Regions from separate parts of the Homo sapiens genome. Here region 2 is linked to region 1. The links are chromatin loops, found by intact Hi-C in ENCODE. Cell type or tissue: Caco-2. All regions are shown on one strand.

The links. A loop is a pair of places that touch in the nucleus more often than their neighbours do. Peaks named below come from ENCODE experiments on the same cell type or tissue, not always from the same donor. Only the 100,000 strongest peaks of a DNase experiment are listed, where the experiment ranks them.
Region 2: a loop joins it to region 1, with 6 times the contacts of the local background. A loop is called at or near these places in 4 of 110 quality-filtered maps.

Annotation. Positions count from the first base shown.
Region 1 is chr6:119,725,100-119,730,099 of GRCh38, reverse strand. All of the region lies in intron 2 of LOC105377975 (a long non-coding RNA gene), which reads right to left. Among named protein-coding and RNA genes, the nearest start is that of MIR3144, 290 kb to the left of the region's middle. RefSeq lists an enhancer at 2,131-2,965. In Caco-2, no CTCF peak of the experiment used is centred here; a DNase peak (open chromatin) is centred at 2,319.
Region 2 is chr6:119,127,332-119,132,331 of GRCh38, reverse strand. It overlaps a transcript of FAM184A not described here. Among named protein-coding and RNA genes, the nearest start is that of FAM184A, 51 kb to the right of the region's middle. In Caco-2, a CTCF peak has its summit at 2,814 (motif pointing left); no DNase peak of the experiment used is centred here.

The sequences.
Region 1 (5,000 bases):
CATTTTCTGTCAGAATACTAATATTTTTTCAGTGAATTGATGAAAATTATCTTAAAGTTCTCTAGGTACCCAGGAAAACCATGAAAAGGAAGGCTAATGAGGAAGGACTTATCCTTCCAGGTTCTAAAGCATAGTCTCAATTTATCATAATCAAGAAAGTATGGCACCTTCAAAAGAGAGAACAGCAACACAAATATATAAAAATTCGGTACAAGATAAAAATGGCTTCTTAAATTGACACAGGAAAAGAATAATTTAATGATGGAGTTGGGACAATTGTTGAGCAATATAGAATATAATCAGATAGGTTCCGCTCTATTCTACCCAAAAATAAATTTAAAAAGAATCACAAATTAAATTTAAAAGTAAAGCCATGTAAGTGCTATAGGCATATAGAGATAAATATTTACATAGTGTAACACATTATACAACTTTATATTACACACCATTATATTATAGATGCAAAAATGTAAACATGACATGAAAAGCAGTAATTATAAAAGAAAAATGTTTGAGTTCTCATAAGTTAGAACAAGTATTGGATGTATATTAAATATGACAATGTTAATGTATGTGCAAAGATTACGTGCATCTATAGCATGCTCTCATTTTGAAAAAATCAGTACATATATTTGAATGATATAACTATTTTATAGTTACAAAGCCTAATTTCTAAAAATAATTAATGTCTAATTCTGGATCTCCTCCAGCAAACCTTATGTCAAGCAATTTAATTTAGCACTTAGATACCCAGACAGTTGGTCTGATAAACAAGATGGCTACTAAGCGACTATGGTATTCTGTAGACAAACGGAAGATTCATGTCCCAGGTGAGAACTGCTAAATGTCATCACCCTACTCAGAATGACATCCAATTTAAAACTTAAGAACTGTTTATTTCTAAAACATTCCACTTAATGTTTTCAGGCTACAGTTGACCACAGGTAACTGAAACTGCAGAAAACGAAAGTGAGGAAAGCAAAACTGAGAATAAGAGAGGACTACTGCACACACACTTATAAAATTGTTAATATAAAAATAGATGTATATACAGTTATAGATATATAGTGATAAAAATTAGCCTGGAGATGATAATTATTTAAGTATTAATAGAGGTTAAATGTTTCAAACTTGCCCAACATTTATTACATTCATAGATAAATTCTAAAAACATTTTAAAACATGATTTTCTAAATTTACAGCTGTCCAGGCAATCTTCTAATTCACATGGGTAACAATGTACGTTTCAAAAGGGTTGAGAAGATTGTTCAATGACGTAGGTTTATCTTATTCATACATGGCTTAAGCCTGGCTTTGAAAAACTTTTTAGAAGTAAAAACAGACTATATCTGAATTTGTGCAATTATGTGTTTGATTTAGCAAAGTAGAAAGAATTCATATAGCTAAATCCTGCTCACTTCTCCAAATATTAAAGCCACTGGGGCCCAAAATAGCACAAAGACATGGAGGAAGAAATAATTCACGCTCTCTTTGTGACTGACAGTTAAGCTGGGACATCAGTTTTCTCCTACTCTCTGAGACTGCCACCAACTCTCCTGGTTCTCAGGACTTTGAACTCAGACTGGAATTTACATCTCTGGCTCTCACAGGTCTCCAGCTTGCTGTCTGCAGATCCTAGGAACTTCTCAACCTCCATAATTGTGGGTCCCCAACCCCCAAGCCACAGATCTGTACCAGTCTGTGTCCTGTTAGGAACTGAGCTGCATAGCGGGAGGTGAGCAGCAGCAATTAAGGAGATCATCACGGTGGATGAGAGGCAGGACTAGATTGCAGCTCCTACTCAGACAGAGCGGCATGCGGAGGCTCGCATCGTGAATTTTAGCTCCAGAATGACTGCAAGAACAAACCATGAATCCCCAGAGGACCCACAGACCCTCTGAAGGAAGCAGAGTGATCCTGCACGACCTGGGAGACACCCCAGATACTGTGAGTGCCCAAACTGTGGAAGTAGAAAAGGGAGATCCTCTGCTCCTGAACACACACCCCTACTGGGGAAACGGAAGGTTTGCAGAAGTTTCTGACCTTACCTGGAGCTGAGTCAATTTAGACAGCCAAGCAAAATACAAGGGTAGAAGAAGCAGCAGGAAGGGTCCTGGGAACTCATTGGGTCCCCAAGCAGGCCATTCATGCCTGGCACCACAGGGATCCTTCAGGAGGGTGTCCAGAGGTATGGGGAAAATGCCACAGGGAGAAGGAAGTCTCCAGCTGAACTTTGTAACAATTTGAACCAGGTGAGAAGCCTCCTGGCCAGAACTTGCTGGAGGGCATGAATCCAGCCAGCAGATTCCACAGGTGGGGGAAGAACTAAAGTCCTTTTCTTTCACAGCTGGGAGGCGGGTAGCCTGGGGAAAGTTCTCAAGCCCTGCTTGCCTGCTGCCTGGAAACAGACTCTGTGCTGTTGGAGGTGGCACAGTGGGAGTGAGACCAGCTCTTCAGATTGTGTGGGAGCTGGGTGAAGCCTGTGACTGCCAGCTTTCCCCTACTCCCCTGACAACCTGCATGACTCAGCAAAGGCAGCAATAATCCTCCTAGGTACACAACTCTGTTGACCTGGAAAACTCACCCCCAACTCTGACAGCAGCCACAGCAAGACCCACCAAAGCAGAGCCTGAGCTCAGACACGCCTAGCCCCACCCCCACCTGACGGCCCTTCCCTACCCACCCTGGAAGCTGAACACAAAGGGCATATACTCTTGGGAGTTCTAGGACCCTGCTCAACCCCAGTTCCTCTCCATATTAGCAAAGCTGATGCTCTCTGGAAAGCGCTACCTCCTAGCAGGAGGTCAACTAGCACAAAAATAGAACATTAAACCACCAAAGCTAAGAACCCTTACAGAGTCCATTTCACCCCACTGCCACCTTCACTGGATCAGGTGCTGGTATCCATGGCTGAGAGACCAATAGACAGTTCACATCACAGGACTCTGTGCAGACAACTCCCAGTACCAGCACAGAGCCTGGCAGACTTGCTGGCTGGCCAACCCAGAAGAGAGATAACAATCACTGCAGCTCAGCTCCCAGGAAGCTACATCCATAGGAAAAGTGGGAGAGCACTACATCAAGGGAACACATCATGGAGCAAAAGAATCTGAAAAACAGCCTTCAGCCCTAGACCTTCCCTCTGACAGAGTCAAGCCAAATGTGAAAAAAAAAAAAAAACACACACACACACACAGAAAGCCAACTCTGGTAATATGACAAAACACCCCCAAAAAATCACACTAGCTCACCAGCAATGGATCCAAACCAAGAAGAAATCCCTGATTTACCTGAAAAAGAATTCAGAAGGTTAGTAATTAAGATAATCGGGGAGGCACCAGAGAAAAACAAAGTCCAATGCCAGGAAATTCAAAAAATGATACAAGAAGTAAAGGGAGAAATATTCAAGTAAATAATAGCATAAAGAAAAAACAATCAAAACTTCAGGAAACATTGGACAGACTTATAGAAATGCAAAATGCTCTGGAAAGTCTCAGCAATAGAACTGAACAAGTAGAAGAAAGAAATTCAGAGCTTGAAGACTAGGCCTTCAAATTTACCCAATCTAACACAGACAAAGAAAAAAGAATAAGAAAATCTGAACAAAGCCTCCAAGAAGTCTGGGATTATGTTAAATGACCAAACCTAAGAATAATCGGTGTTCCTGAGGATGAAGAGAAATCTAAAATTTTGGAAAACATATTTGGGGGAATAATCGAGGAAAAGTTCCCCGGCCTTGCTAGAGACCTACACATCCAAATACAAGAAGCACAAAGAACACCTGTGAAATGAATCACAAAGAGATCGTTGTCTAGGCATATTGTCATCAAGTTATTTAAAGTTACAACAAAGGAGAGAATCTGAAGAGCTCTGAGACAAAAGCACAAGGTAACCTACAAAGGAAAGCCTATCAGATTAACAGCAGAATTCTCAGCAGAAACCCTATAAGCTAGAAATGATTGGGGCTCTATTTTTAGCCTCCTCAAACAAAATAATTATCAGCCAAGAATTTTGTGTCCAGTAAAACTAAGCATTATGTATGAAGGAAAGATACAGTCTTTTTCAGAAAAACAAATGGCTAAGAGAATTTGCCACTACCAAGCCACCAAGACAAGAACTGCTAAAAGGAGCTCTATCTAAATCTTGAAACAAATCCTGGGAACACATCAAAACAGAACGTCTTTAAAGCATAAATCACACAGGACCTATAAAACAAAAATACAAGTTAATTAGCAAAAACAACAACAACAACAACAAAAAGAGGTACACAGGTAACAAATAGCACGATAAATGGAATGGTACCTCACATCTCAGTACTGACATTGAATGTAAATGGCTTAAATGCTTCAATTAAAAGATACAGAACTGCAGAATGGATAAGAACTCACCAACCAACTATCTGCTGTCTTCAGGAGACTCACCTAGCACACGAAACCTCACATAAACCTAAAGCAAAGGGGTAAAGGGATTTCACACAAATAGACACCAAAAGTGAGCAGGGTTAGCTATTCTTATGTCAGACAAAGCAAACTTTAAAGCAACAGCAGTTAAAAGAGACAAAGAGGGACATTATATAATGGTAAAAGGCCTTGTCCAACAGGAAGATATCACAATCGTAAATATATACGCACCTAACACTGGATCTCCCAAATTTATAAAATAATTACGAATAGACCTAAAATTGAGATAGACAGCAACAAAGTAATAGTGGCAGACTTCAATATTCCACTGACAGCACTAAACAGGTCATCAAGACAGAAAGTCAACAAAGAAACAATGGGTTTAATCTATACCTTGGAACAAATGGACTTAACAGGTATGTACAGAACATTTTATCCAACAACCACAGAATACACACTTTATTCAACAGTGCATGGAAGTTTCTTCAAGATAGACCATATGATTGGCCACAAAGTTTGCCTCAATAAATTTTAAAAAATTGAAATTATATCAAGCACTCTCACAGAACACAGTGGAATAAAACTGTAAATCAACTCCAA
Region 2 (5,000 bases), 600 kb after region 1:
TGCAACCATAGGCTGATAGAAGATAAACTCTTAGCAGAAAGGGGCAGGTAAGAGACTAAAACTGATTTTGCAGTTATTACAGGATGGCTAACAGTGTAAATTGATTATTATGAGAGAAATGATAAATATTCTGACACTCAATATCATTAAAACCTACACAGAATTTGGCATTTGTTATTTCAAAACAGAAATAAACAAATGAAGGAATGTTTTATGGGGGAGCAAAGTTTTTAAAATTTTACTCTTAAAATGAGGCATGGTTATGCAAGAAAGGAAATATAACCAAGTTAGCTAGAAATGGAATTTTATTCATTTACAAGCTTTCCTTGGAAGATTTGAGTATTAAAAACTATACTGTTCTCTCTCATATAACCTCTTTTCCAAATGTTAGTTTGAGAATAAATTAAAGAATAGCTTTATCCCTATAACTCTCCTTACCACATCTTCCAATACTCCACTGTCTTCCTGTATTAAAATGTATCTATAGCACAAAACACAATACAGGATTTTATTTTATGTTATAGTAGGTTAGGTTATAAAAGTGTATAAGGCTGGGCACAGTGGCTCATGCCTGTAATCCCAATACTTTGGGGGGCTGGGTGGGGGGATGGCTTGAGTCCAGGAATTTGAGACTAGCCTGGGCAATAACCCAGTATCTACAAAAAAAAAATTTTTTAAATTAGTCTAGCATAGTGGCACATACCTGTGTGCCCAGCTAGTCAGGAGGCTGTGGTAGGGGGATCGCTTGAGCCCAGGAGGTTGAAGCTGCGGGGAGCCGTGATCACACCACTGCATTCCAGCCTGGGCAATAGAGCAAGACCCTCTCCAAAAAATAAATAAATAAATAAAAGTATGAGTGCCCTCCATACATGGCAAACAAACCTTTGAAAAAAGAATAAGGAAGAAGTCTAAGATTGCCACCAGTCTGCCCAGATGCCTCAGGTAAAAGCTTAAAGAGAGGAATCTTGTTTCCACATTTATTCCAACTTATTACTGAGCCTTGCAATATTTTTAAATTATTGTTTTATTTAATTAATCCAGAAGAATATTTTAGGATAAATGTTTCAAGTCTGACTAGCTGAGAATCTTTACGTCTTCAGATGGAGGAAGTAAAGGGCCATTTCCTTCCACCTTTGATTTAGGAAATTCATTGGCATCAAGAAATACAATTCTGGCTGGGCATGGTGGCTCACACCTGTAATCCCAACACTTTGGGAGGCAGAGAAGGGTGGATCACCTGAGGTCAGGAGTCTAACAACAGCCTGGCCAATATGGTGAAACCCCATCTCTGCTAAAAATACAAAAATTAACCAAGCATGGTGGCAGGCGCCTGTAATCCCAGCTACTTCAGGAGGATGAGGCAGGGAGAATTGTTTGAACCCGGGAGGCAGAGGTTGCAGTGAGCCAAGATCACACCACTGCACTCTAGCCTAGGTGCAGAGCGAGACTCCATCTCAAAAAAAAAAAAAAAAAGAAAAAAAGAAATACAATTCTGAGCAGGACACTATGTCAAATACCCACTTCAGGTGGACCTTGGGAAAGGCAAATCATTGTTCTGAATTTTTATTTGATATTCAAACTAGAGTTTCAGAGACCTGTTACGAAGACCGGGTCTTATCATATGATTTCTGGCAATTTGACGTTTGTTTAAACAAATTACTTTGTAAATTTCCAAAGTGCAGCAGGGTCCATCAGGGTAGGCAGTTCTGTGTTTCTTAAACTAGATTGCTAATTTTTTTATATCACTTGGGCTATCTAACATACACCCCTATAAATCAATGAGTATCTTCATTTTATACTAAACTGCTTTTTATGAAGATAGAATGTATTAAATCCTCCCCTGTGACAATCTCTATGGCCTCTCTTCTCCCTGTAACTCCAACTTGTGTCTGTTGGCCAGTGTGCCAGAATGTATTTGATACTATGGAAACATCTGTGTCTAATGGCAATTGAATCTAGGGCATTTATTTCTATTCCCTGAGTCTGGATAAGATCTACAGGAATCTGTCAGTCTTTCATTAAATGCTTATTTCAGAAACAATATACTGTTTTCTGATTTGGGGGCTCCCTAAAATTTCATTTCTGGAGCCGGAAGTCTTCCTCAAATGGTGGTTTTCAGATTTTCCTTGGGCTCTAAGTAAATTATGTGGATTCTGCTTAACAGTTGAAGTTGTTCAACTGGAAAAATATATGACTCATATTCCAAATATTGACATGGAAAAATATATGACTCATACTCCAAATATTGACAATCTCCAAGTATTTCACCTCTATCTTTAAAAAAAAATGTTTAAAACCTTGCGAGCCTCTGTTTGTACATCTTGCTGTGGATGCTAGGAACTTGCAGTGTGTCCCTGCCCCTGGTGGGCTTAAAGTTTATATAATTAAGTAGATTTTTGCCAAAGGCAGATATTCCACCAACCTTTACAATAGAGATTTCTGGGCCACATCCCCAAAGCTTCTGATTTTGTGGATTGGGGGCAAGGGCTGGAAATCTACATATTTCTAAACTCCCCTTCTGTTCAATGTTGCTGTGAACCTAAAATTGCTCTAAAAAATAGTCTTTTATGCAAATAAGTTAAAAAGAAAACAACAATAACAACCCCCCACACACACACACAAAACACAAAAATGAAACCAAAAAACACCCCCCTATTCAGCTCTCTCAAAGTCAGCTCACTTTGAGAACCCCTAGAAATTTCTCTAATTACAGTATTAAGAATGTTAAAGGCTTGTTAGCTCCAATGCCTAATCCCTCTGGTTCCCCCTAGTGGACTGAAATAAAATGCGCTTTCTACAATTTAAGCAGTTAACGAGTGTGAAACCAGATTGAAACACATGTAAAGACTAATTATGAGACGCTTTCAGAAAAAGGCAACATGCATCTCAGTGAAATGCATCTGGGCCCTAAAAGATCAGGAAAGCCCCACCACATCTGCTTCATGGATGGTTTTGCTGTAAGGCGCCCAGGTTAGTTCTCAGTATGTCAGCCACAGGCAGAGCTTTCTCTATGCAATCCTCTGCAGATCACATTTAGGTGTCTCTGCCCAGCCACAGATCCTCAGGAGGTCCTGAGAACATGTGCTCAAAGTGGTTGGGTTACAGCTTGGTTTTCTTACATTTTAGGGGGACAGAAGTTGCAGGCAAAGACATAAATCAATACATGTAAGGTACACATTGGTTCGACCTGGAAAGGTGCGACATCTGGGAGAGAGGGGCTTCCAGGTTATAGGTAGATTCAAAGACTTCCTGATTGGCAATTGGTTGAAAGAGTTGAGTTTTGCCTGAAGAGTTTAAAGTCAGCACAAAGAAATGCTTGAGTTAAGGGAGATTGTGAAGCTAAGGTTCTTATAAATGAAGCCTCCAGGTAGCAGGCTTCAGAGAGAATAGACAGTGTTTTTTATTGGACCTTAAAAGGTGTCAGGCTCTCCGGAAAAAAAAAAACTAGTAAGGGAAGGGGATTCTCTACAGAATGCAAATTCCAGGGCCCCTCCCCCATCCACAGGAGACAGCTTTGCAGGACCATTTCAAAATATGTCAAAGAAATATATTTGGGGGTAAAATACCTTGATTTCCTTCCAGGCCTGCTATCTGCCATGCGATGCTATACCAGAGTCAGGTTAGAATTTGGTATTTTATTGTAACTGGGGGCCTCAGTTTTAAAAATATTTTTAATCACACATTTTCTTTTTCTTCCTTCCCTCCCCACTCACCCTTTTATTCCCTCCCTCTCTAGACACTCCTCTCCAGTAACTCATGTTTATCTAATTATGTTCTTGCTTAAGAAATTTCAGAAGATAATCTTGAAACAAACCAGGCACAGAGCCCCTGCTTAATCATCCTGCTTAGAAGGAGTCTCAAACAATTAGTCCACCACCATCTGGCCCAAGACAAAATAATGCCAAACATACTTCCAGATAGGCAATTACCCAAGATAACCATCAGAACAAACATACAGACCCTTCATCCTGCACTAGTCCCTCACATCTCCCATACCAAGTTTCCCTTTAAAAACCCTATGATAAAATTTTAAAATTTAAGATGGTCTTTGTGACTAGTCCACCATCTTCTTGGTTTTGCGGGCTTTCCAAAGAAGCCTGCTTTTCTTCCCACCAATTCTTGTCTCTCATGTCTGGTTTTCCAGGGGTTAGCAGCCAAACCTGGGTTTGCATACCTTACTGCTACAAAGAGTCTGTTTGTCAGTCTTAAGATCTCTGTTTTAATGTTAATGGTAGTCAGTTGTGCCTAAACTCCAAAGGGAGGAGGTTATAAGGAGGCATGTCTGGCTACTCTACCTCCACCTTCCAGTCATGGCCTGAACTAGTGTTTCAGGTTTCTTTGGGATCTCCTGGGCCAAGCAGGGGGTCCATTTAGTTGGTTGAGGGGCTTAGAATTTTATTTTTGATTTACAACTCTAACATTATCAGTGCTTAACACAGTGTTTGACACAAAGTAGACGGTCAATGAATGTTTGTTGAATGAATGAATGAATGAATGAATGCATGAATGATGGAATGACCTGAAGAACAATTCCACACTGCACATACTCATGCCTCCCTTCTCAACCTTTCTCTCCCCACTCCCAACTGTTATGACATCTTGGGAAGGAAGGAGAAATGCTTGCTTTGAAAAAGCTCCCCAGCTGACTTTAGGGTAGCTGCTTCCCTCCTGCTTTCCTACCTGGTAGGGAATTCCTGATCCATTCGGTTCTCTCAGCTCCAAACCCAGAGAAGTTAAATCATTTGACCGGGATCACATAATTAGATAGTGGCAGGGGCATGTTTCCCAAGTCTTGGGCAAAGTCTCTTTCTATGAGGTTTACCAGCATTGACAGTTACCCAGGATATGTCCTCTCACAATTTGCATGTGTTTAGATATTTTTTCTAAAGAGTAGAAAACAGTCCTAGCTACTCTTTTCCCCTGTCAGATCCTAGGCCCTGCCCTTCCACTGTGGTAGGTAGAATTCTAAGGTGTCCTCCAAGATACCTCACCACCACTAG